6 separate regions of the Mus musculus genome follow, and regions 2, 3, 4, 5 and 6 are each linked to region 1. Evidence: chromatin loops called from intact Hi-C (ENCODE). Cell type or tissue: heart. All regions are shown on one strand. Region 1 overlaps Prdm16 (PR domain containing 16). Region 2 overlaps Prdm16 (PR domain containing 16). Region 3 holds the start of Prdm16 (PR domain containing 16). Region 4 overlaps Prdm16 (PR domain containing 16). Region 5 has its middle 7.0 kb from the start of Actrt2. Region 6 overlaps Prdm16 (PR domain containing 16).

Evidence for each region. A loop is a pair of places that touch in the nucleus more often than their neighbours do. Peaks named below come from ENCODE experiments on the same cell type or tissue, not always from the same donor. Only the 100,000 strongest peaks of a DNase experiment are listed, where the experiment ranks them.
Region 2: it touches region 1 in a loop (2.5-fold over the local background); 5 of 42 quality-filtered maps call a loop at or near these places.
Region 3: it touches region 1 in a loop (9-fold over the local background); 13 of 42 quality-filtered maps call a loop at or near these places.
Region 4: it touches region 1 in a loop (1.9-fold over the local background); 3 of 42 quality-filtered maps call a loop at or near these places.
Region 5: it touches region 1 in a loop (8-fold over the local background); 10 of 42 quality-filtered maps call a loop at or near these places.
Region 6: it touches region 1 in a loop (7-fold over the local background); 2 of 42 quality-filtered maps call a loop at or near these places.

The regions. Positions count from the first base shown.
Region 1 is chr4:154,447,486-154,451,485 of GRCm38, reverse strand. All of the region lies in intron 3 of Prdm16 (PR domain containing 16), which reads left to right. Among named protein-coding and RNA genes, the nearest start is that of Gm52688, 57 kb to the left of the region's middle. In heart, CTCF peaks have their summits at 1,863 and 2,063 (motif pointing left); a DNase peak (open chromatin) is centred at 2,015; H3K27ac peaks cover 2,456 bases; H3K27me3 peaks cover 1,565 bases.
Region 2 is chr4:154,326,909-154,330,908 of GRCm38, reverse strand. Prdm16 (PR domain containing 16) reads left to right here. Exons shown (of 17, transcript NM_027504.3): 13 at 2,076-2,245; 14 at 2,475-2,649. Among named protein-coding and RNA genes, the nearest start is that of Arhgef16, 29 kb to the right of the region's middle. In heart, CTCF peaks have their summits at 313 (motif pointing right) and 1,860 (motif pointing left); DNase peaks (open chromatin) are centred at 718 and 1,848; H3K27ac peaks cover 2,203 bases; H3K27me3 peaks cover 1,113 bases.
Region 3 is chr4:154,633,910-154,637,909 of GRCm38, reverse strand. Prdm16 (PR domain containing 16) reads left to right here and starts at 1,037. Exons shown (of 17, transcript NM_027504.3): 1 at 1,037-1,187. The coding sequence starts at 1,151. It overlaps 5930403L14Rik (RIKEN cDNA 5930403L14 gene), which reads left to right and starts at 1,543. Exons shown (of 1, transcript NR_045643.1): 1 at 1,543-4,000. It overlaps Prdm16os (Prdm16 opposite strand transcript), which reads right to left and starts at 330. Exons shown (of 2, transcript NR_168731.1): 1 at 108-330. In heart, CTCF peaks have their summits at 1,656 and 3,152; DNase peaks (open chromatin) are centred at 1,039, 1,609, 2,019 and 2,939; H3K4me3 peaks cover 4,000 bases; H3K27ac peaks cover 4,000 bases; H3K27me3 peaks cover 1,790 bases.
Region 4 is chr4:154,539,771-154,543,770 of GRCm38, reverse strand. All of the region lies in intron 1 of Prdm16 (PR domain containing 16), which reads left to right. Among named protein-coding and RNA genes, the nearest start is that of Gm13133, 8.5 kb to the left of the region's middle. In heart, CTCF peaks have their summits at 334 (motif pointing right) and 1,846 (motif pointing right); a DNase peak (open chromatin) is centred at 473; H3K4me3 peaks cover 850 bases; H3K27ac peaks cover 4,000 bases.
Region 5 is chr4:154,672,908-154,676,907 of GRCm38, reverse strand. No RefSeq gene overlaps it. Among named protein-coding and RNA genes, the nearest start is that of Actrt2, 7.0 kb to the right of the region's middle. In heart, a CTCF peak has its summit at 2,128 (motif pointing right); no DNase peak of the experiment used is centred here; H3K27me3 peaks cover 3,688 bases.
Region 6 is chr4:154,498,052-154,502,051 of GRCm38, reverse strand. The region is part of intron 2 of Prdm16 (PR domain containing 16); the gene reads left to right. Among named protein-coding and RNA genes, the nearest start is that of Gm52688, 6.9 kb to the left of the region's middle. In heart, a CTCF peak has its summit at 2,165; a DNase peak (open chromatin) is centred at 2,101; H3K27ac peaks cover 3,217 bases; H3K27me3 peaks cover 651 bases.

The DNA of each region.
Region 1 (4,000 bases):
TAATTTTAAAAACAGGATACTTAATAAAGAGAATCTTGAGGGGGCTGGCTCCTGGGTTAAGTAGGAAGCATGCTTCATTGATGAGCAATGATTATCATGACTGACAGTTTCATTGATGAGCTACAATCAGTCATTGATGAGTTATATCAGCTTGATGGGCTCTGTTCAAGGCTGCAGAAGAGCTGTAATAAAATGTTACACAGCTATGATTGGGCTGATAAGCTATGCTTTTAGAAAATAGAAATCAGAGATGGGGGCAGGAGTGGTGGTGGTAACTGCGGGGACAGAAGCTTTCAGACTTGCCAGGCCAACCAGATTAAACATGTGATCCGAGTTGAGCTCCCGCTAAGTATCCTGACATAATCTGTGACCATCGTAACATATCTGTCTTAGGGCCAGTGTCTCAGTCTCAATCCAGTGACCCATGCCAGATCCTCAGTCTGTGCTTTTCAAATGGGTACATGAGCTGAGGAAACGGGTGGGGCTGGGTACACTAGAAAGGTGACCCTGGGGCACAGAGTTGTCAGAGGGTCCCAAGGACTCCTCTGAAGGTAGAACGGGGCAGCATGGGGCTTATACAACCAGTGTCCTATGTAACAAGGCTATGTGCAGTGTTCACATGTGTGCTTAGCCTGTCCAGCCCCTGTGTGCGTGGAGTGGGAGCCATCCTTGCCTCTTCCAAGGAAGCCCTTTAGATTTGCAAATTAAAAGCATCTGGTTTCCAAGTTGGCCCCATTCTCTTACCTATAAACAGGCTGAGCCATGAGTTCTCAGAATGTTCTAGAAGAGGAATGTGCTTGGGGCTGGGGTAGCCAAACATTAGCATGCAGACATTTCCATGGAGAGGCCAGAAAGTGCCAGGCACTGGCTGGCACCCGCCCTGGAAACGCAGGCCGACTCTGCCAGCTGGGCAGCGCTGGCCATCAGCGTGCAGGGCAGAGAAGGGGGCTCCCTGCCTACCCCCAGGTCCTCAGCTCAGAGACGTTCGTTGACTACAACCCAGGACACGCTATAGCTGACTGCCTAGCCTTGTATACCTGTGTGCCACCTGCACCTCCAGAGCTCTGTGTTTTCGCCTGTCCAATCTTCTGATCTCTCCCTGCTCAAGGCATAGATGTCAGAGTTGAACACTCACTTCTCACAGTACAACCAAACAGGAAGGTAGCTTCCCGGAAACCAGGGAAGGGCTCTTGTAGCCCTGGCCCTTGAGATCTTGGCCTGAAAACATTTGCTTCATGAGCTAATTGCCCAGATCCTAGGACAAGTAGTCGCTCAGCCACTGGGCTGAATATTATTTTCATGGCTGCTCTGTGACCCTTGGTGACCCTGGAACTGCTTGCTCCTTTCAGAGAGTCATGTTTTATCACCTGAGGCACGGAATCTCAAGAGCAGGCCTCAGGCTTGGGTAGTACCTAGCATGTAGTTGATCAGCTACACTGAGAGACCCACTCCTGGGGTCCATCTGAAAAAGAATCCAGGTTTCTTAAAGACTCGGGTGAGAACTGCAGTCAAGTCCCTCTCTGCTCACTCTCTTTGTCCCCGAGTCACCATCCTTCAGTGACCATGGCCTGAGCTTTAGAAGGTCCCCTTATGACAGCCTCAGCAGAGGAGAAACACGTGCTTATAAGCAGGTGGGTTAGGTTCTGTTCCTCTCTGCACAGGTGGCCTCGTCCTAGTCACTGTCCCTCCCTCTCAGAACTCACTGCCCATTGGAGGTCTTCTCCAAAGTCAGGCTGTGGTAAAGGTTGAGACAGGAGAGAAAGCAGGAGTAAACCTGCCTGCCTTTCTCACCATCTCCTCCAGAGGCCTCCACACAGGCACAGCAAGGCCTGACAGTGGAGGGAGCAACTCAGATTTGCTGAGGGGAGAGAGACACTCGGCGATAGCATTGAGGGCTGAGTCTAAGGGAGACAGGTGTCCCTAGGACCTGGCCAGTGGTTACTGCCTGGAATATTCACCAGTGTCTGGTGGCACCTGGAGAGGGCTAAGGAGCCAGTCAGTTTCCTTCACTAGGCCTGTTCCTGGCCAGGGCCTATGGCCCACCTTGCTTTGAAGCTGGGGTACAGGCGCCCTCTATTGCCCAAGCTGGGACAACTTCTCAAACCAAGATGAAATGCCACAGTTCTCCTAGAGGTGATCTGCCTTTGGGAACCTTTAAAATAAAGACTGATAATGTTTTAGTTCCTCCCTGACTCCTTGTGTAAGCAAGCCACTTGTGTGGTCACGGAGACATGAGCACTTTCAGAGTGTCTGTGTGGTAAGGAGACAACCTGGTATTCACCTGATAGGCCAATGTTCACCAGGGAAAAACGTGGCTAGCATGCTAGATACCTGCTAGAAAAGACAGGGCCAGGCTGAACTGCTCTAGAGGCCTCTACTTAGCAATGCTATTTAAACCTTCCAGGGGGGCTGGGGACTCCTCTAAGCTCCTCTTTTGGGATATAACAGCAGGGTCCTTCCCTGAACCCAAGGGTAGCCATACAGGGAAGGGGACAGCTGTGTAGCACCAAGGGGACCAGGGGCTTCAGAGATATAGCAAACAGCCGTGTGCCGGTCAGTTTCCACTGTGCTCCCACCCAAAAGCCACAGCATGTTACTAGACCCTTGGAGGGAGGGAGGGAGGGCAGGCCAGAACCCCCAGACTTGGGACCTGCAAATAGCTGCTCAGCACCCCTAAAAGAAGGTTTACACCTGATGCTGGGGTGCACTGGGAGTGCTTTGTATCCAAGATGGCATCTCTGCCTCAGTGGGCACGTGGTGTCTCATTGTCAGAGCCCAGAAGTACAGCCGGCCAGGATAGAGAGGTTGGGGGTGCTAGCAGAGCTTGGGCAGCAGAAAATGGCTCCTCTCCAGGGTTAATATTAACTTACATCTTTAAAAGCCTAAAATGTCAGTGTCCTGCCTGGGACCAAACATGGACACACACACACACACACACACACACACACACACACACACACAAACACAGAGTGCGAGAGAGCATGCCAGCCCCCGGCAGTTTATCCCTGACTCACTGCAGCACAGCCATGCCCTGGGGCTCCAGTCTGGAGTTTCTGACCCAGCAAGCAGGTGCCTATACTATCTTACTACTTACTTCTCACCCAGAAGACAAATGCTCGACTGGTGCTGGGCCCTGAGGGCACTGTAGGAAGTGTGGCTGGCCTGGGAAGGCTTCTCGCAGCACAAAGGTCCTGAGAGGCAAGAGTTCTGAAACCTCTCGGAGGCCTTCCATCAGCTGGACTTCACGGGACTGACAGGTGGGGCAGGCTGGGGCTGGGCAAGTGCAGAGCCTGCGAACTACCCTGGCACTACCCATGTCAACAAACCTGTGGGGATCCCAGACCAAACTCCGGGAAGGCAGTTGGGGGAAGGAGACACTTTCCGTTTCTGAGAAGGTCCAAAGGTAGGAGACCTGTTCTGCCTTCGTGGTTCTGTCTCGGTGTCCAGAACCTCGTTTTAAAATTGTGTGGTTCCCTGAAACCTCTTGGCACATCAGGTAGAGGCCAGAAGCTGAGAAAATAGTACTTCACACACCCCAAACTGTGGGTTTATGACAGACCTGGAAACATTTCAGAGGAATGTGTGAATGATGTCACCAAATACAATTTTATGAGTCCTGAGGACAGAAGCCACTGTGGTCCTATGGGGCACCTCACCCAGCCTCCCAGAGTGCTTGTGGAGGACCTGTGATGGCCCTGGGGCATTGTCCCAGCTGTGTTTCCCTGCCCCTTGTGTCCTTTGGGAATGTGCACCGCAGAGAAAGTTCCTCGCTCTCCCATGGAGGGGTTCCAGAGAGACCAACCCTAGAGAACTGCAGGCTTGATGTACTCTGTGGATGGATTGGCAACCTTATCCTCGCCCAGGGAGTGGTCCATAAATACTGGTAGCTGGGTCTCTTAAAAGGAAGACTTTCTTATAGGTCTCCCAAGAAAGCAAAAGGGGGGTGTAAAGCATAATATGTAGGGGTTTGCTGCCCAGAGTCAGAGGAAGATGGCAGACT
Region 2 (4,000 bases), 120 kb after region 1:
GAAATGTTGCATCCACAGGGGGTTATAGAGCAAGCAGGACCGAGACCTGATATTGCTCAGGCTGTGCAACATCAGGTGTGCGAACCAACAGTCACATCCGGGCATATTTTGCAGGTGGTCATGTGAGTCACATTGTGTCCCAGACTGTGGAAGAAAGGCTGTGTCCAAGGACACCTATGTGCCCCAGAGGCCACTCAGGACTCCCTAGGATACAGTAGAGGCCCAGACCTGTGATAAACAAGTCTGGTGAGGCAGTTAAAAGTATAGCAGGAGCAAGGGGAGCCTGGCCTCAGACAAGGCTGGAGGCTGAAGGGACCTACTGAAGAAGGGAACCATACACAAGGGGGCGACACAAGAGTTCAAGGTTGGAAGGTCACATGCCTGAACGAAGGGCCTGGACAGGAGGAAGGGCCCCTCTCAGAGTAGCATCCCTTTCTCTGGGGCCTTAAACTTCCTTGGTTTTTATGGGGCATCCAAGGACCAGAGGATTCGCAGGCTCTGAGAGTCCAAGGGCAAAGTTAATAAATGCGGCCCTGAGTATTCTAAGCTCAACAGGGACAGAAACACAGTCAGACACCCTGGGCAGGGGCCCACACAGACCTCCAGGGTCCATCCAGAGCCTGGCTCCTCCTGTACTGGATAGTACAGTGCTATAAAAACTGCTTTGACACAGCCCCTCCTGGCTGTGCCCCTGCTGTCCTCGGGCACGTCCGCAACCACATGACAGAGGCTCGTGACCAGTGTGCTACTCTAGAGCCTGCCACCAGCCCCAAATCGCAGTGGGGCAGAGCCCATAGGAATGCAAGCCTGCTGTATTTAGAACAATCACACATCCATGTGGGTGAAAAAAATTTTAAAAGCCCCCCCCCCATCTTTGCCCTCACGGAGGCTGACATAGCAGGCTCTGGCTCTAGAGAGGAAGGCAGCCTGTCTCACAGCACTGGCGCTGGAAATCTTGTGTGTTGTGTTGTCACCTAGCAGGGCTCATTTCCCAAATATGAAAGTATATACTCGCACAAACACGGTTTTCAAGTGCTGTGTGTGTGCCTCCGAGATCCAGATAAGCGCCCAAAGGCGTTCTGACGACTGTTTTGCATATGTGTGCTCATATACCTGAGCACACACATGCACTTATACTAAACACACACTGCATGGATGCACATGGATGCAGAAAAAAATACACCACGGAGACAGAATCCCTGCTGCAGGGTCCGTCTGTGTGTACAGCCCTCGGGGAAGCCCTGTCAGCTCAGACTCCCACAATGCACCGCAGCTCAGACTCCCACAAGGCACAGCTCGCTCCTTTCCAGGGCGCCTCACATGTGCTGCGGAGCCTGGAAGGTCCCTTCTTAAATCACGCACTGTTCTTTGTTTTGGGCCTGGTTTCTTTATTGTGGGTATTGCTTGGGCCCTGTTATAAAACTGGGAGAGAGCCGGCCTCTGTTCTCTGCTGTTAGGGCCAACGAGGCCACGCCTGGAGGGCAGCCACACAGCAGACGTCTCTCACTGACCACAGCTTCTAACTGCGCCATGCTCTCTGGTAAAATGGTTTCCCAAGTGCTTGGTCAACCTAGTGGGGGTGTGGCAGGCAATACTCTGAGCACACAGGAGCCCATAGTAGCTTGAAGGATTCAATATGGCTACTAGCTGGCCTCAGCATCGAAACCACAGTCCCAAAATCCCCCCACCTGACCTCCAGGGTTACTAAGAGCATTAGATAGCCACCACGAGCCCCCAAGTGAAATGGGGCTGGTTCAGGGTCTTCAGTCAGCAGAGGGCTGCTTTCCCATCTCAGGGTAACCAGCCAGAACAGCTTTCTGTATCTTTCGGTGGCTCAAGGCTGCCCTCTTGAGGCTGAATAAAGAATGTCACCTCGCACTATCTCAGCATCTTACTCCCTCCAGTATAGAGCTCAGGGATAGTTAAAACCTGGCCTAGATGTCTCTAAGAATAGAATCCTAGGACATGTCTGAACTCTCCAGCTGGGTAGTCAGGTGACCTCGGGGACTCCACAGTGGACACAGCTCCCACGGCACTTGATCTCTCCTCTGAGGCAAGGCGCACCTGTTTTCCAGGTGCAAGTACTGTGACCGGTCATTCAGCATCTCCTCCAACCTCCAGCGGCACGTGAGGAACATCCACAACAAAGAGAAGCCGTTCAAGTGCCATCTGTGCAACCGCTGCTTCGGGCAGCAGACCAACCTAGACCGGCACCTGAAGAAGCACGAACACGAGGGCGCACCAGGTGGGTGGGGTGTTGGGCGTGGCGGCGGAGGGGCGTGGCGGAGGAGGGGCGTGGCGGCAGAGGGCGTGGCGGAGGAGGGGCGAGGGAAGAGACCTGGCAAGCAAGGGCAACATCACCCCTCAAACAACTTTCTAAGAAACAGTTCCCTGAGATCACCCCAAGTGCACATTGGCACTGAGTGAGGGCTGGATGCCCCCAAGAATGCCCCTGACACTCAGCCCATCCACAGTGAGCCAGCACTCCGGGGTGCTCACGAACCACCTGGGCACCAGCGCCTCCTCCCCCACCTCCGAGTCGGACAACCATGCACTTTTAGATGAGAAGGAAGATTCTTACTTCTCCGAGATCCGAAACTTCATCGCCAACAGCGAGATGAACCAGGCATCCACTCGAATGGACAAACGGTAAGAAAAATAAGCCAACCCAGGCAGGTCTAGACTCAGCTCCTCTAATGGTATTGTCCAGGATGCATGAATCTCCACCCCTGGATGGTACTAGGTCCCATATGAAGGAGGTCCCAAAACAAGCAGAGTCCTCCCTACCAACCTCCCCATGTGCACACCTGCAACCACTTTTCCACTAAGAGGGAGAGGGAGACAGAGACAGACAGAGACATAGAAACAGAGAGAGGGGGAATTCAGCCAGGCTACAGAGGTGTTCTCTGACACCTCACATCCAAATGTCAGTGTCTCCTTTACGTGGGGACTCTCCCTTCGGCACGGACACCTCCATATCCCAGGAAATGAAACTGATCAGAGAAGTCATTGAAATATAGAAGTTCTCTAAACCCTAAGAAATTTCAAGAAGGGTCTCCAGTTTTGAAGAGGAGAACCAGAGGCTCATAGAAGTGGCATGACTTGCCAGTGCACGCCTTTAATCCCAGCAGTTGGGAGGCAGAAGCAGGCGATTTCTGAGTTCAAGGCAGCTTGGTCTATAGATTGAGTTCCTGGACAGCCAGAGCTACACAGAGAAACCCTGTCTCAAAAAAATAAAAAATAAAAACAAGGGGCTGGCGAGATGGCTCAGTGGGTAAGAGCACCCAACTGCTCTTCTGAAGGTCCGGAGTTCAAATCCCAGCAACCACATGGTGGCTCACAACCATCCATAAAGAGATCTGACTCCCTCTTCTGGAGTGTCTAAAGACAGCTACAATGTACTTACATATAATGAATAAATAAATCTTTAAAAAAAAAAAAAGAAATACTATAAAAAAAAGGGGGGGTGGCATGACTTGCTGACTCAAAACTGGCCCAGAACCTAGAGCCAGGACCCATCCCTTATTGCATGAGCCATCATGGGCCACAGCTCTGTGCCACCAGGGTCTAGCTTGCTCCCATCCACTTTGAAGAAATGAGGGAGGGTTCTCCAGAGATGTGTTTCTTCAGACACTTGTCTGTACCTCCAAGGCAGGCTGCACCTCCCTTGTCTCTGGTGCTTTGGGGAAACTGTGAAGACCAGACCAGTCCACACCATCAGTAAGGATGTCTTAAACTCTTTTACTGCTCACAAGTCTTTGGTCTTGCTGGCAGTCCCTAATTACACATGAGGGCCCAGGCTGCAGCCCACCAAATGCCCTGGCTTACCCTCATCCTGGCCTTAGGCACAGTGCTCTGAATGGAACCAGCCCTGTCCTTCAAGATGCAGTGTCTGAGAGCCACTCACTTGTTCAACAGCTTGATGCCCTCCCTGTCAGAGGAAGCTGTGTGTGAGAAGGTACCTCCACAGCAGGCCTTCCCTGACCCCTCAGAGAGCTAG
Region 3 (4,000 bases), 190 kb before region 1:
TCCAACCCGAGCGGCACCTGGCCCGGGAGGAGCCGGAGGGGAGTGTCCCGAAAGGACCCCAGCTCCTGAAAGGGGCTAGCTCCGGCGCTTCCGCACCCGGTACTCACCTGGGGGCCGCGGCTGCAGCCCAACGGGGCGCGGAGACCGGAGCGCAGCGCACGGGCCCACCCCGGAGGTGCAGAGGTGCAGGACGCCCCGAGACGCCCAGGACAAGATGCCGGCCTTCGCACGGCCGCCCCCCGACGCGGGGCGCGCTAGCCTCAGCCGCCGCGCCCGGCTGAGGACCGACGGCTCCAGCGCCACTCGGCGTCCCGGGCGGTGGCAGAGCTTGGAGCTGGAGGCGCCTCGGCTGTTTGTTTTTGAGCCGCGGAGCCCGAAGCTGCAGCCACCGGGTGGGGGCGGGGGGAGGGGCGGGGGCGGGAGGCCCGCGGGGGGCGGCGGGCGGCGGGGGCTTCGGAGGAGCCGGGTTAGGGCGCGTTGGCCCTGACACCCCCTCCGCGAGCGCGGGGTGCGGGCGGGGACCGAGGGGAGTTCGGGAGGAGAGCGCTCTGGGGCGACGGCGAACGAAAGCTTTTTAATTAGTAATAAAACGCAATAAAACGCAGCAAAAGCAGCCTGGACCCGTGTCCCAACTATCAGCGCGTTTGCGGGGAGATCCAAGGAAGTCGCGCAGAAACCCGCTGCGGGCCAGTCTTCTCTACGGCCCGGCTTGGGCAGGAGCCACAGCGCTGCGCAGCGCAGGGCCAGGGCGGGGAGACGGTCACCTCGCCTCCAGGGCTACCTGGGTCCTTTTAAAGTGTCCAGGGTGCGGGCCCCGGGCGGGAGCGACGAGCAAGGAATGTTTTCTTAAAGGGCCAGTTCCGAGCTGCGCTGAAAAGGGGGGGGGAGGGGGGAGAGAGAGAAGTGAGGTGAAGACCGAGAAGGCCTCGGAGAGCCCCCCAATCCCGCGCCGAGGCGGCGGCGGCGGCGGCGCGACGAAGAGGATGATGAACACATTGCAAAGTTTTTTTGGCCCCGGCGAGGGGTGTCAGATTGAGTGCTCTGTGCGCATGTGCGAAGGTGTCCAAACTGACAATGCTAGGGAGATGAAGATAGTGTGTAGCTGCTTCTGGGCTCAAGGAGGAGGAGAGAGATTCCGCGAGCCGACACCATGCGATCCAAGGCGAGGGCGAGGAAGCTAGCCAAAAGTAAGTCTCCCGCGCTCGACCGCGCCGCGTCGCCGGGCCCGGGCCGCGGGGCCGGGGTACCCGGGCCAGGGGTGCGCGTCGGGGCGCGGTCGGCGCGCCCGCGGCTCCGGCCCCCGGTCGACCGCGCGGTCCGGGGGCTGCTCCGCCTCCCGCGCTCCGGGGCGGCCGGGCTCCGCGCGGAGGCTCGGGGCGCCCGGGCCGCGCGCTCCCCGAAGGCGCCGGCCCCCTCCCCGCAGAACCCCCTCCCCCCCACAGTGTCAGGCGCTCGGGCCCGGGAACCCGAGGCGCGCGGTGGGGGCCGGGGAGGGGGGCCGAGGGGGAGGGCCGGGGGTGGAGGAGCGAGAAAAGCGAAAGTTAGCGAAAAGTTGACGAAAGGGGAGAGTAACTTTTCCTCTTCGCTCGCTCTCTCCCTCTCTCTCTCCGAGTGGCTCTCAGTCCTGGTCAAATCATATTCCGGGCTTTTGAAATAGTGGGCGCTAGAGCACCGCCTTTGGCGTCCGCCAGCCGGGCTCAGAGGAGGGAGACCCTGAGCCGGGGAGGGGGCGGAGGAGGGGGCGCGGGCCGGCGCCCACCCGGCTCCCCGGGAGCAAGGGCAGGACGGCCGCAGCCGCTGGGGAAGCAACATGGAGACTTTTTCCTGCGCTCGAAACTGTGCTCTTGAAGTTTATTCCCAAGTGGTGCCCCGCGTGGTGGCCGGCGCTCCTCTGTGATCCTCGCGATTCGCTCCGGCCGCCCGGTGCCGGCGCCTCCGGCAGCGGGGTCCTCACTGGCCGCTTTGCTACCCGCCGCCCTGCCTCGCTTGGCCTCGCTCCGACCCTCTCGCACATGCTGTCCCCGGCACCCGCGAGCCCCAGAGGGACCAATGTCCCGGCGAGGCTACCCGGGCCCGGGGCTTACTTTCTCTTTCGCGCCGCCTCGAGCCGTGCCTGGGGCTGTGCGCTCAGCCAGCAGCGGGCTGGTCCCCACCGCAGCCCGCCGGCTCCTGCCGTCCGCACTATGGCCACCGTGTCTCGCAGCCGCCCAGCGCGCCCTCCCGTCCCAGTGCCGGCGCCATCCGCAGGAGTCGGGCCCGGGGCTTCGTCCCTTGCAGCCAGCAGGTGGGGACCCGCTGCAGGGCGGCCGGGGGAAGCGCGGCTCGAACAGCTCGGGCCACGGTCCGGCTCCAGCGAAGCGTTGAGCGCTGTACGGAGAGGATCCGAGTCGCTCGCCCCCGCCGCCCCCTCCTCTACCACGGGCCGGCTCCAGGTCCCTGCCTGATCACCAGGCCGTTCGGTCTGCGCCTCCGGGGCAGGATCCTGCCTGGCCCGGCCTCGCGGCTTCCAGAGCCGAACTCTTAAAGAGCGTGAGTCCAGCGAGCCGGTGTGGGATCCGCGATAGTTTTCCGAAAAAGCCAGGCACTTTGAGCTCCGGACCCTACGGAACTTGGCCCCACGGCGGCCCGGCTGTCTTAGGCCGCGCGCCCACTCTGCAGGGAAAAGCAACTTCCAGCCTCCGCCAAGCTTCCCTGAGCTCCGCCGTTGGAGTTCGTGGCCCCTCGGTTAAGAGCCCCTTTCCTGCCGAGCTCCCTGGCCAGCTGCCCTTGACCTCGGCCTTCTGGGCCACCCATGACCTCTGACCCCTCTTGGTGCGAACAGTGCCAGTAGGTTCCCAGCGGATGCGAAGGGGTTGTGTGCGTGTTGGGTGACTCTCCACGACGCGTGGAACGGGTGTGCAGTGTACTGTTAGAGTCCGGTGTGTACCGTGAGCCTTTGGGAGTCTCGACCCCCTGGCTGCAGGTTGGATGGTCAGGCTCTCGCTGAGGAAAGACCAAAGCTTGAAGGAGAGAGACGTAAAGTGACTGCGCTCTTTTTGTTGCCGCCGCCTTCGCTGCAAGCGAGAGACTGGCTCAGCGCACCCAGCGCGGCCCCGGAAACTTCCCAGAGGCCCACACCCGCTCGGCGCCCTGCTGGGCCTCCTGCTCTCCCTCCACCAGGTGGGGAAGGTCACTTGGCTCCGGCCCTATGTAGGGCCAGAACGGGCGTCCAGCGACGATCTTGAGGCCTTCTCTGGAGGCCAAGAACCGAAGGACACAACCGGTGGGAGTCCACAGTTCAGGGCGTTCTTGGAAACAACCCACAGGAGCTTGCCCGACAGACCCAGGGTCTCCACTTGAGTGTCAACCTGGAGACCTGGTTTCAGGCTGTGTGACTGTTACTGCTACTACCAAAACCCCTTCAAGAAGAGGGCGAGGCGGCTCAGGATGGAAGACGGCCCAGGGCTTACTGAAGACTTTCTTATTTCTTTAGACAGCATTTTAAGGGACTGTGGAAGGCTCCTGGGAACCTGACTCAATTACCTGAAGCAAGAGTGACCAGCAGCCAGCCCAGAAGCCTCCTAACTGGCTGACAGGGTCAGGGGATAGAAGAAGGAGCAAGGTCATGGTGGTTCAGGGTTTTGTTCTGCCCTCATACTACTCGGGCCCCTGAGCTGTGACTGAGATGTCCTGAGGACAGAAGGACAGATGGGCCAATGGATGTAACGGCAGGACACAGGGCTTGGGTGTGAGGTTGTCCCAGGGGTGTGCATTTTGAGGTATAATTTCGTTTGTATTTCCTGGTGCTCCTACTCCAGACCTCTGTCTGCATGGCTTGTTTAAGCTGGACCTTTCAGTTGGCCCTTTTGGTAGAATTAGGGGCCCAGAGTAGATCCTTCTGTTGAGCTTCCTAAGGACAGAAATCTCTGAAGCTCCCCAGTGAGGACTGTGATTCAGTTGGTGGGAAGTTTAGCTAAGCCTGAGCCTGGGCAAAGTGAAGATGGTTCAGATCAGGGGTCCC
Region 4 (4,000 bases), 92 kb before region 1:
GCCAGAGGGCCAGGCGGCCATTCACCTGCAGCCTTCTGGAAGGGGAGTGGAGGAGGAGGAAGCAGCTTGGGGGTGGGCAGTAGAGGGTACCGCCCCCAGTCCCATAGGGAGGGGGCTCTGGTCTGTGGAGGGAGGGGTGCGCTCAGGCTGATCTTTCATCCCTGCAAACACCAGACTGCCCCAGCTTGTGGACATCATTTGGAGGGAGAACAGAAAAACAAACAAACAAACAAACAAACATACAAAAACAAAAAATGAAAGCATGTGCCCCCTGGGAAATGTAGCCCCCCCCCCCAACTATCTGCCTGGCCCCTGGGAGCCAGGTCACAAGGTGGCACTGTGTTCCCACAAAGCATATTGGTGGCCCCCTGCCCCAGCCCTGGTGGCAGAGAGGCTCAGCATCCTAGCTCTTTCCCCCTGGTTTGGTGGAAGGCCAGGACAGGGCACAGAGCCAGTGGCCATAGCGCCCAGAAGAGGCGGGGTCTAAGAGTATACAAGAAGGACCCTGAAGACCCAGGTCCAATGCAGACAACAGAGCCACTCCAGCTGCCCCCCTCCCCAGTATCAAGGCCGAAGGCCAGTGAACGTGCCCCTCCCTGATGCTGACCCAACTTCACCAAGCATTCACAGCCATTTGAGGACCTGGGGCTTGCCCTGTCTGCAGCCAAGGCCACAGAGGAAAAGGCTCAGAAACTGGTACCTTTCATCCTCTGCCTCATGGTGCCAATCACACAGGACCACTAATCCTCCCACTGTCCCCCCCACCCCCTGTTAAGAGAGCCTACTGGACTCACCCTACCCCTAAGAGCAGCTTGGGAAAACAGCAAGCCAATCCCAGTACCCATATTTCCAGAAGCCAGCCTTCCAGGCAGAGGGCAGCCACCCCCCTGGCCCCCGCATGCCACCTCACCCCCATTTTCTTGAGGCATACGGGTTTACTTTCGACCTTACTCTGGCCTGTGAATGGCAGCCACAGGCTGTTTGGTAGGAGCTACAGAGATAAATGTGTCTATAAATAGTTTGGTGACAGTTGTCATAGCGTTTGCTCAGCATTTAACCCCTTGCTCCTCCACCATGCTGCTGAGGGCAGAGAGGCAGGGAAACAGAGCAGAGACCAGGTGCTAGGAGAACACGTTCATCTCACCCTGGCCAAGCAACACTGCAGCACCCAGTGGCTCAGAGCCTTCTCTGGGACCCTGCAGCAGGCAGGTGTGGACTCTGGGAAAGGTGGAATTCCTGTACTCCATTTTGCAAATATTCCATCACAGCTTCTGGGTCTGTAGGCAGACAAGGGTGTATGAAGAACTCGGGTTCCCAAGCCTGACCGTGCTGAGTCCTCTCGTGTAGGCCCCTTTAGACTGAGTAGGCCCAGGTCCCTCCTGGGCTCTGGTTGACTCTGTTAAAAAAGTCCTCGAGAACTCTGAAATGCCTGAGCAAGCCTAGCTAAGTACTCAAGAGAGGCTGAGGGGAATGAAGCTTTCCCTCTGTCATGAAGGACTAGGAATCTTCCAAGCACCAAACCCCAAGATAGCAACTCAGCCAGGAGATCTGAGCTTGGGTGTCTGACCTGGGGCCACTGTGCACCAGAATGGGGTGCCCACTGTATAAGCCAGTCACCCAGGCCACTCACCCTAGGTAGCCACGTGGACAAATTGTAGGAACTGCCTAGCTAACTGTGGGAGAGGAGATCAGGCGAGGGTGGGGTGGTGAGGTGGGCATCTTCTCCTCACCTCCTCATTTCAGGAGAGCAGCAGCTGTTGGCCGGAAGCAGGCTTCACTCTGGGGGAAGAGCCTGTTAAACCAAGCGTCCAGAGATACACCTGTGTTCAGCCTTGCAGTATTCACACCAGCCAGAGGGTGGAAGCCACTGTGTCTATGGAGTCAAGCAAGGTTTTACTCACACGGTGGGGCACCACTCAGACCCAGAAAGGAAGTTAGTTACAATGCACCCTGCAACTCGGGAGGGACCTAGAGGACAAGGTGCTCGGTGAGATAAGCCGATCTGCCAAGGCCAAGTCCTGTTCCAGTCTGCTTACGACTGGCCCCTGGAGGAGTCTGCTTCATAAAGACAGATGGCAAAATGGAGGCTGCTCAGACCTGAAGAGGAAAGGGGGGTGGTTCATATTTAATGGACACAGAGTTTCAGATCCAACATGGGAAGTGTTCAAGAGAAGGGCCCACGTGAGTGCATTGTGCTTCCTGATGTGGGTGCTTAATGTCACTGATCCGTCGCTAGAGACAGCTAAGATTTTATGTGATGTGTACTCTGCCGCAACCAGTCAATTTAAAATATTTTTCTTCGCGGCTGGGTGTAGAAATCAGGGCCTTGCCCACGTTAGGCTAGGTCTGGGCCACCGAGCCCTGCTTCATCCTTACTCCAGTTGTTTCTAAACCTTCACCTGGGTTGGAGGTTCCAGAGCTGGTATCTGTAGCCAACCCTCCCAGCCTGAAATTCGAGGTGACAGCATGTTGACCGTTCAGGAGGCAAAGGGTTAAAGAGGGCACCCGCTCAGCCCGCCAACTCAGACTGGGCTCGGCGGGGCCAGGGAGCCTTGCTGTGATTTAGAAGAAAAAAAACACTAAGATTTGAGCGATCCGTGGGCTACCTCGCTGCCCCCGGGGCTCGGGGAAGTGGTATATTAACGAAGGAATAAAGGAGAGGAAGAAAAAGGCCAAATCACATCTCTCTGAAACAAAGAGGCTTTTTACCAGGAACAAGCCTTGATAAAAATTACAGAGGCATCACGGCCATTCAGTGCCTGCCTGCCCCGGGCGATGGAGGCGGCCAGGAAATGGAAGATGCGGGTTTGCCGCAGAGCTCAGTGTCCCCAGAGCATTGCAGGACAAATAATCATGTTGGAATAATGCATCAGGCCTTAAGTGGGGCCAGGTGGCCGGGGCTGGCCAGCGCCTTCCATGGCCCTCAGTAAGGGCTGGGTTCAGGTTGCTGGCCCTGGGCTCCTGGACCCTGGTAGGCTGTGTGCTGGTCCTAGGCTGTGCAGGAGTGGGGGGTGGGGCAGGGTGGGCCTGGCTGTTTACCTTCTCTTTGGATAGATTTGGTTATCTTTGAGCCCAACGCATGCATGCGATTTCTTTGAGGTAGGCTGGGGTTTGTCTGAGCAGGTGGCTCAGACACTAGGAGGAGTGGTCACAGGACACCCTACGTTAGCATGGGCTAATTGGGCTCAGCCATTGGCTTCTAGGCCTGGCTCTTCGTCCTCAACTTGTGGCCTCTTTGACTGTGAAATGGGTTGAATAGTAAATGACAGAAACCACTCAAGGCTGCGGGAAGGGGTTGCCAGCGTGGCTTTTGGAACCGGTGGAACAAACTGTCATTGCCTGGGTGATCTAAGCTGAATGTCTATAGTTCCGGTGTGTCAGGGTTGTGTTCCTCCGGAGACTCACTCTGGGTTACAGTCCGGTCTAATGCCTCATCATAAGTCCATACATTTATAAATAAATTATTTTTAAGTAAAGCCCCATTCTGAGGTATTTGGACTTGAGCTGAGCGAGCCAGCCATTAATAAGGGTAGCCAGAGATCTACTTCAAGGCTAGTGTAGGCCCCTACCAGGGACAGGCCTGGAATTGCTTCGTTCTTCATCTGTAAAGAGGAGGCAGTTCTCGGGTGGGGTCCTTGCTTCCCTTCATAATTATAACAAAGACCGAGGAGTGAATGGCCAGGTCGTGTGGGTGACTTCAGCCAGGATGGAGAAACCAAGTGGGCAGCGCAAGCTCCTTGCCAGGTCATCTCCATACACCCTATCTTTGGAGGAACGGCTCAGAGAGGCCTGTGCCACATTCAGGTCAGCCAGCGCTAACCACCAAGCCACCCAGGCTCCCCCAAGCTCTAATGGCAATTTGGGTTGCATCAGCTCTGCAGCTGGGGCCATCCCTGCGGACAGGGTTGAGAATGTAAACGGCGATTGATTATTATTAACATTTAGCATGTTTGCAGAGCCATCATTCCTTGGCTCTATTAATCTGCTGTGTTAACAGCTG
Region 5 (4,000 bases), 230 kb before region 1:
TAGAGAAACTGGCTTTGCTTGTTGGGATCACTGCCACTCTGCCAAGTACCTGCCAGCTGCCACACCTCACAAAAGTCCCCCTCAAGCCCTTGTCACCCACGTTGGGATAGCCTCTGGACTGAGATGTTGTCTTTTTGGTACCTTAAGTTCCCGTGGATTTTCTTTAAAAGATGATGTCAGGGCAAGGGAAGATGGCTTTGAAGGATGACCTACCTACCTGGTGTGAGGTCACAGTGAAGACACCTTCAAGAAACCTGAGCATCCAAGGCCCCTCCCAGAAGAGCACAGAATGGGAGGTGCCCTATAGAGTCTGGTGTGCCCTATACAGTCTGGTGCACGTGCATATTCACTTGTTAGATGATTGGCTCTGTGACTTAAGCAAAGAGCTGAGAATCTGATTGACAGACATGTTTCTGTGACCACTTTAACAAGAGACCAGAAATGGAGCAGCTTAGAACAGGAGGATTCCTTATGTCTGGAGTAAAAGGGTGAAAGCCAGGTCCAGGCATCCTCTGAGAATCTGGCCAGGGACTGTCTCTGTCTGTCTGTCTGTCTGTCTGTCTGTCTGTCTGTCTCTCTTTCTGTGTTTTTTTGTTTTGTTTTTTTGAGACAGGGTTTCTCTGTGTAGCCCTGACTGTCCTGGAACTCACTATGCAGACTAGGCTGGCCTCAAACTCAGAAATCCGCCTGTCTCTGCCTCCCAAGTGCTGGGATTAAAGGTGTGCGCCACCACAACCTAGCTGACTTTTCTGTCTCTTGGATACAGGATGCACCTTTGTTTGTAGTCACATGCTCGTTCTACCTTTGTTGTCAAATCCTCCCGACATATCCCTTTCCTTGCTTCTGAGGGTGCCAGAGGCACTTTTTGAGGCCCACCTAGTTCTAGCTTACTTAATTATACTGCGAAGACCCAATTTACAGGTAAATTTGTATTCTGAAATTCTGAGTGATGTAAGTTTGTGTATGTGCTGGGGGGATATAGTCCAACCTCATGAGCACACAAAGGCTTGCAAGCTCCCCGATTCTCAGCATGGTCCAGGCAAAGGCTGGGGAGGTTGCAAGCCTCTGTGTTCAGTCTCTCGGGACCCAAGCCCACTTCTGGTCTAAGACCAGACAAGAAGGAAACAGGTGGCCCCGGAGCTTCCTCCTCTGATGAGCCTTGGGCAGGCAGGGTATATCTGCCAGCCAGTGAGCCCCTGGCACACCCCTTCTCTTCTAAACTAGCAGAACTTGCATGCAGTGCAGGCAAGCCCAAGTGGGATTGCTCGATTCTGCGCCTACTATTGTCAATTTCCTAAGGGCCTCCTAGACCGTGCACATTGGGCCAGGGGGCTCCATCTCCTCTTGGCAGGGGTGGTTAGGCAGCAATCTCACCGTGGACATGGACAAAATCCTTCCACCTGGAGCTGAAACTCCATGGCGACGATAAATCTTCCCCCCCAAGCCCCCCCAACCCGCCCCCTCATCGTGTCTGGCTTTCAGAATCACAGCCTGCCATTTGTAACATGAAAAATGTTGCCGTGCAGGCTGGAAGTGGCAGGCGCATGGTAAGACAGTTAGCGCGCCTACCTCAGCCTCAAACACAAAGCCTTTTCTTTCTCCAGCTGGAAATGGGTACGGCCCGTGAATGCAAAGAGCTCTTTTCAACATTAGATTTTAAATTATTTGAATTAAACCTGGAATCCTTCCGGGCCCTGAGCTCTCTTGGTTATTCATCATTGGCTAAGTGTAGAAGTCTGTTCGGCCTCTCTGGGGACTGCCTGACTTCGAAGCCGCATCTGAAATGCTATAAACTATTTAAAACCCAAAGCTTGGCCGTGTTTAGTTGGAGGGAGCACATTAACACGCACTCCGCCACAGAGCTCTTTGGGGAAAGGACGGCTAGCTCGGCTAGTTCGTGTGTGTTTGCTTACTCGGTGGGACTCTCCTCTGGGTAATCACCGCAATACGCTTGAAAACAGACCTCATCCCCGCTGAGACAGGGTGATGCTTTCCCCTTATTTAGCAAACATTGATTCTTTTTTCTCTCTCCTAGTGTCCCGCGCTGCCCGGAAATTAACAAGCCCACTCGCTCCTGTCCAAGATTCCCCAATTCTTCCACCCCTAGACCCCGCGGCAGTTCCACACGGGCACCAGCAGGGGGCGGAAAATGCTTTTTGTAGTTTAGAGGGTCAGGACGCAGCTCCCTTGGGACTAGCCTGGGATCTTAGGTTCTGTCTTTCGAGTTGCCCCAACTGTCCAAGCTGGGGAAGGGAGGGAAGGGAGGAATCCCGCAGACAGAGTTGGGGCTAGGGACACAGAGACACCTTGAACTGAAGACCAGAAGGGAGGAATCCCATGGACACAGTAACACAGACACAGCCTGGAACTGAAGTAAAAGGAGGTGTCTCTATGAACAAAGCTGAGGCCAGTGGGGCACGAATGACCTGAGCGGAGGAGAGATTCCCACAGACAAAACTGGGACCAGGTGGGCAGGGCTTTCCCTGGGTGCTGAGAGGAAAACCCTCCTTTGTTTGGGTCAGGTCAAGAAAATTTGAAAAAGAAAGAAGTGGGCAGCAGTAGCAGTAGTCATTTAAAATAGTGAGGCCATGGACAATCACTGGGAACATTCTCACTAGGTGTGTCCCTACTGGCTGGCTGTACTCACCAGGGAAGTACTTTGCAAAGCCATATGCCCTTGCCTCCGGGGAAGCGAGGGCCAGAAAGCAGAAAGCAGGCACCTGACATACTGGGCAATGGTGTGGGCTGATGACTGGGGGTTTGGGGGAGGGGAGCAGGGTGGTATATGAGGGGTTCTAACTAGACTGGAATTGCCAAGCTGGGGGCGTAGTCGTCTCACTTCTATTCTGTAGCCCTGACCTCATAGTATGGACTAAAATGGTTTTCACAAATGACAATGAGGACACTGGTTTCCATTTCTCTCTCCATCTCCCTTTTTCTCCATTCTCTCTCCCCCTCCCCCTCCCCCTCCCCTCCCCTCCCCCCCCTCCCCTCCCCCCCCTCCCTGCCCTCAAGGTAAGTCAGATTCCACTTGGTAAAGCTTCTGTGCAGTTCAAAACAGCAATGGACAGAGCCCACGGAAGCTGAGCTCACCTCTCCCTCCCCCTTGAGCCTTACGGTCAGACTTCAGTTCCAGCTTCTATTAACCAGAGACCTCCTCACTCCTGAGGTTTCCAAATTGGGATGCCCACTCGAGTGTCTGAAAGCACGATGTAACTGGTGTCTGTTGATAATTCTAGGAGCAGGACACCTCACAAGGAGAAATCCTGGAGAGTTGCATTTCCAGCAACTCTGGAAATGGGCAGTCATAACTCTTGAGCATGCTACAGCCTGGCTCCATTTTAATAGCATTTGGAACACCCAAACATCAGTGTAGGTTTCCAGCCACACACGTCCATGGGAAAGGACCTAATAACCCATGCCTGACAGTGTTCACCTCTGTCGAGAGAGGTAGAGCCCCCAACTCTGGATGGTATACTTCTTTCAAAGTTCTGATAAATGATACACAATGCTCTCCAAAATTGAAAAGGTGGGGATAATTTCCCAGAGACCAAGCATGGAACTGGTGGTTCGGAAGGGCTGGAGAGTGTTCAGTTGGCTGTGATATATATCCCTCGAGGCTGCTGTAAGTATTCCAGTGCCTAGGCTGTGCCTGTAGGAGGTTGGAGTATCTTCAGGTTCTGTCTTGCCTGACAATGTGATAGGAACCCTAGAATTCCCGATTGCCCCCAATGTTGGTGGTGCACAGAGGTGAGTAGAGCAGCAGGCTTAATGGTCACCACAGGATATCACAATGGGGGGATGGGTAGCCTTAGGAACTCTAGAGAAGTGAGGCTGGAAGGGTAGGTGCTACAAGGGCCAAGCTTAATACACAGGATTGGGTTCCATATATGAGTAGATAGATGGATGAATGAGTGGGTGGACAGATGGGTGGATGGATGGGTGGACATATGGGTAGACAGATGTGCAGATGGATGGATGGATGGATGGATGGATGAAT
Region 6 (4,000 bases), 51 kb before region 1:
TCCTGCTGGAAATGGCCCAGGATGGCCTGGCCTTTGGAGCTGCCCTGCCAGATCATCAGCGAGGAGTTCAGGATTTGGTGAGCAATAGAGATGAGCTGGCTTGCGGGGTGGGGGTGGGGACCTGTTCAGTGACCATGGCATTTGCCTGGTACCCCATCCTCATCCAGACTTATTTGGTCTGGAATAGAAACAGGACCCCAAGGGAACAGCCCTCTAATGCAGGATTTATGGTCTCTCTGGCTCAGGCCAGGTCAGAACCAGAAAAGAAAAGCATTCTTTTCACTTCTTACTTTGGATCAAAATGAAGCTTAGGAGCCCCAGGAAATGGAATCCAGCCCCCTCTGAACCTGGCGACTTGCACAGTTTGCATTAGCTCCAGTTCACGGGTCAAAAGAGGGGTGCTCCAGCCCAAAGCAGAAAAAAACTTGTGACTCTAGGGCAAGATACCCCCACTGAAGTCTCTCATTGGCCCCAGGCTGCTGCTGCCCAGCCAGAAATCCTGGAAGGAGCAGCCTGGCTTCTTGTGACCTCTGCCGGCTGATGCCTAAAACTGTGGTGCATCAAGGGTGCTACCTGCACTCTGCCCCGCACCACCACCACCCTGCCGCCAAAATGAGTTCTGGGAATGCCCCCATCTCTTCAGCCTTCTCTCCTCTGTTACTGATGTTGAGGTCTTGGACAATAGTCAAGTGCTAGGCAGAGGGCATCCTTCACCCGTCATTTATGAGAGGGATGACCTCAGCGCTGTCACCTCTCCTCAGCCATTTCTGAGAAGACACCATTGTCACACCCAAGTGAGGAAGACTTGGCCACTCACAGAGGGCCTCAGTAGCCTCAACACAGATGGGGGGGGGCAGCCACTGGCTCCCAGCAGGGAGTGCAGGACAGTCTTCCTTCCTCTCTGGTTGATACTTTTTCCTCTCTTGTGGAGGGTTCCCCACGGCCTTTCATCCGGATTTCATATTCGCATAAAGACATCAAGAAAAGATTCTAACAGAAAGAATTATTAGGCACGGCTGTCAAAAGCTTTATCAGGGAAGGAGGAGGCTCAGTAACCCTTTGTGTGCTGGCCTGCAGCCTGGAATTCCTGATCAGCCCCTAGACATGGAGGGCAGGGTCTGTACATAGGGATGATCAGTCACACTCGTGGGCTCCGGCACTCAATTGGCCATGTACTCACATGCACACATGCGCCCACATGGGTGGACACGATGGACCTGTTTATTAGCAGACTTCTGAGATGTAGCTCTCCGGGTTTGGGTCCAGGCAGCCCTCCTAGATAATGGTTTTGGCTCCTCCGTCTGTTTCTCTTTGTTCTCCTTAAAGGACCGTGTTCATCTGCTCTCTAGACTGGGTGTCTTCACACTCTTCTCATGGGTTGGGGGGTCTCTGTACCTTGGAACTAAGATGGAGCCAGACTAGGGATGTATTCTACCCTGGACACACATTGGGCAGCATGGGTGCAGGGCAGACATCCCACACGCTACTCTGGAAGTCTCTTTACCCCCCTCCACTTCCACCCCACCCCCGGCTCTTGGGAAGATGTGTTCTGTGCTCAGGAAGGCATTAGCTACTGTGGGTCTCTCTCCTGTTTTCAGCTTCTGTTTTTCTGGTGAAGAACTTCCTCACCGGCTTGCCCCAGAAAGCTTTGCCACCTGCTGGACCCCAGTCGTTCCTCAAAGTACAGAATGGGCCTCCAGACGAAGCGTCCTGGGGACATGGGGATATTCCGCTGGTTGAGCAATAGCTTCTGGGGCTAGAACAGGGAATATCTCTGCACTGTTAACAGAAGGCCCCTCCACATTTGTAGCAAGGGGCCCCCCGGCTCCGGGGTGCACAGCGCCTTGGGATGTGTTTTCTACGCAGCCTCCCTGTGCACAGAAACCGAAAACCGCATGCCGACAAACAGCTCCCTCGGCAAACGTTTTTATTTCCAATTAGCAAAAGAAAAATTGCTAATTTGCTGTAGTTGGACCGGGCTGACGTCTCAATCTGCGGAGTGTCAGAGCAGTGAAAGAAAATGCTTCACACTGTGCTGGCGAGAGCCAGCAGCTCTAAGAGGGTCAGGGCAGCGGGCCCAGAAACCAGATTGACTGGCCACAGCGCTAAATTACTCACACAAGACACACATTGTCTGCCGTGCCAGCTCCCGGAGGACCTGCTTTCTCATTCTCTCCCCTTGGAGTGCAGTGGAGCTGGGCGGGGGAAGGGTCCAGCGTGGGAGGAGAGGGCCGGGGCCAGGCAGTGAGCCTTTGGGAGGGTGGAATCGTCTTCAGAAAGGAGCTGGCAGAAGCGGGTTAATGATTTACCCTGGCTGGTCCACATCAGTTGGGAACTGAACGGTAAAATCCCCCAAGCCCAGCCATAGCTTTGCCCCCTGAGATCAGGGTAGATAATGTCTCAAGGCTGACAGGGGACCGGGGTCGGGTGGGCGGGACATCCAGCAGGGAATTTGGAGTCTCTTTTTCTGACCTGGAGGACCTCACTCCCCTGGAAGTCTAGGCAATATCTTTCCCAGTCTGGGATTCACAGACAGGGCTATGCCTGCTTCTCGGGTTCCTCCAGTCATGGTATCTTCTTCGCAGAGTTTGGGTGGAATAAAGACCAGGAACCACTGGAGTCTCTCTCCCCTGGGGGACAGTGAGGCGGTCGTAGGGCCACAGATGTTTGTCACTCACGTAATAATGAACCTCCACACTGACCACACAACCCCTGCCAGCAGAGGCCTCCTGGGCTCTCACAGGACCTAGACAGCGTTGCCCACGGCTCCAGACAGAGGACATCCATTACATGCCCACACCAGCCTTGATAAAAGCATCCGTTCTCCCTGCTCGGCCCACACCGTCTGTCCTCCTGTATGCGACACCTCCTTCCGCATGTCTCTGTGGGTCTCAAGCCCACCCACCTCACAGGCCTGTTCCAAAAGGAGATTCCAATGCCAGGAACCACAGACTGTCTCACTATTCCAGGCAGCCAGGCAGCCCCGGGACTGCCCCAGGACTGACCCGTGCAGACTTATCCTGGGGAGATGCGCCTGGCCTCTTTCACCTCCATGTAGCTTGCACCCCCGACCAAGCAAGACCAGGGTAAAGGAGAAAGCAGCCGGGTGCAGGAGTGTGAGACCTCACTGGCTCTCAGGTCCTGGTGCGTATCTGTAATGACTGGGGTTCCCTTCCACAAACAGCACAGGGAAGGTGACCTCTCTAGAGTACTTGACCCAACTGGAAGAAGTCCCCAGTTCCCTTCCCTATCCCCTGGTGACATCTTTGTGTTGAAACCACTTTAGGTGTGCAGCCTGCTCACTCCTTGGAGGGTCTTGTGCACAGAGATGTTATCTGTGGAGTCCTAGTCAAGGGTGTCAAGAGGAGCTGAGCTGAGCCCAGCCCAGCTCTGAGAAAAACAATACCACAAGAACAAAGATACATCTGCCACTGGCACACAGCTTCAAGTGTTCCTAAGCCCAGCACATCCTGTCTGGGGAGCACATGCCATTACCCAGCCCAAGAGGATTCTTGAGACAGAGGCTGTGCCCTGGCATCAGAGCTGCCCACCGCTGATGCCTGGTTTAGAGCTGTCATCTGCAACTCTCGAGTAAAGTGATCCTGGAGAACTGGTGTTCAGCGAGGGCCTCAGAAGGGCCCACTGCTTTGCTCTAGTCTTAAGGGAAACAGACACTTCACTGGGAAAGCCCAGGGATGGATGTACTTGGGCCCTCTGGTAACAGGCAGAGCTCCCTGCTGTGTGTCTTCGAACAGTCACCTGGCCTCTCTGAGCTTCTGAATCACAATGTAAGGGACACACTCAAACCAGATAATGTATGTGGGACCCTTTTATTTATTTTTTTAACACAAGATGTAAAGAATGGCCTGGGTGTGTTGTCTTTGTGCAAGTAGAGAGGGAATGCCTACAGCTGTATTGTTGGAGAATCCTTTGTCCTGAATGGATGCAGTCTATAAGTACTATATTTTCTTCAGTAAAAATAAAGAGTTACTGCCGAGGC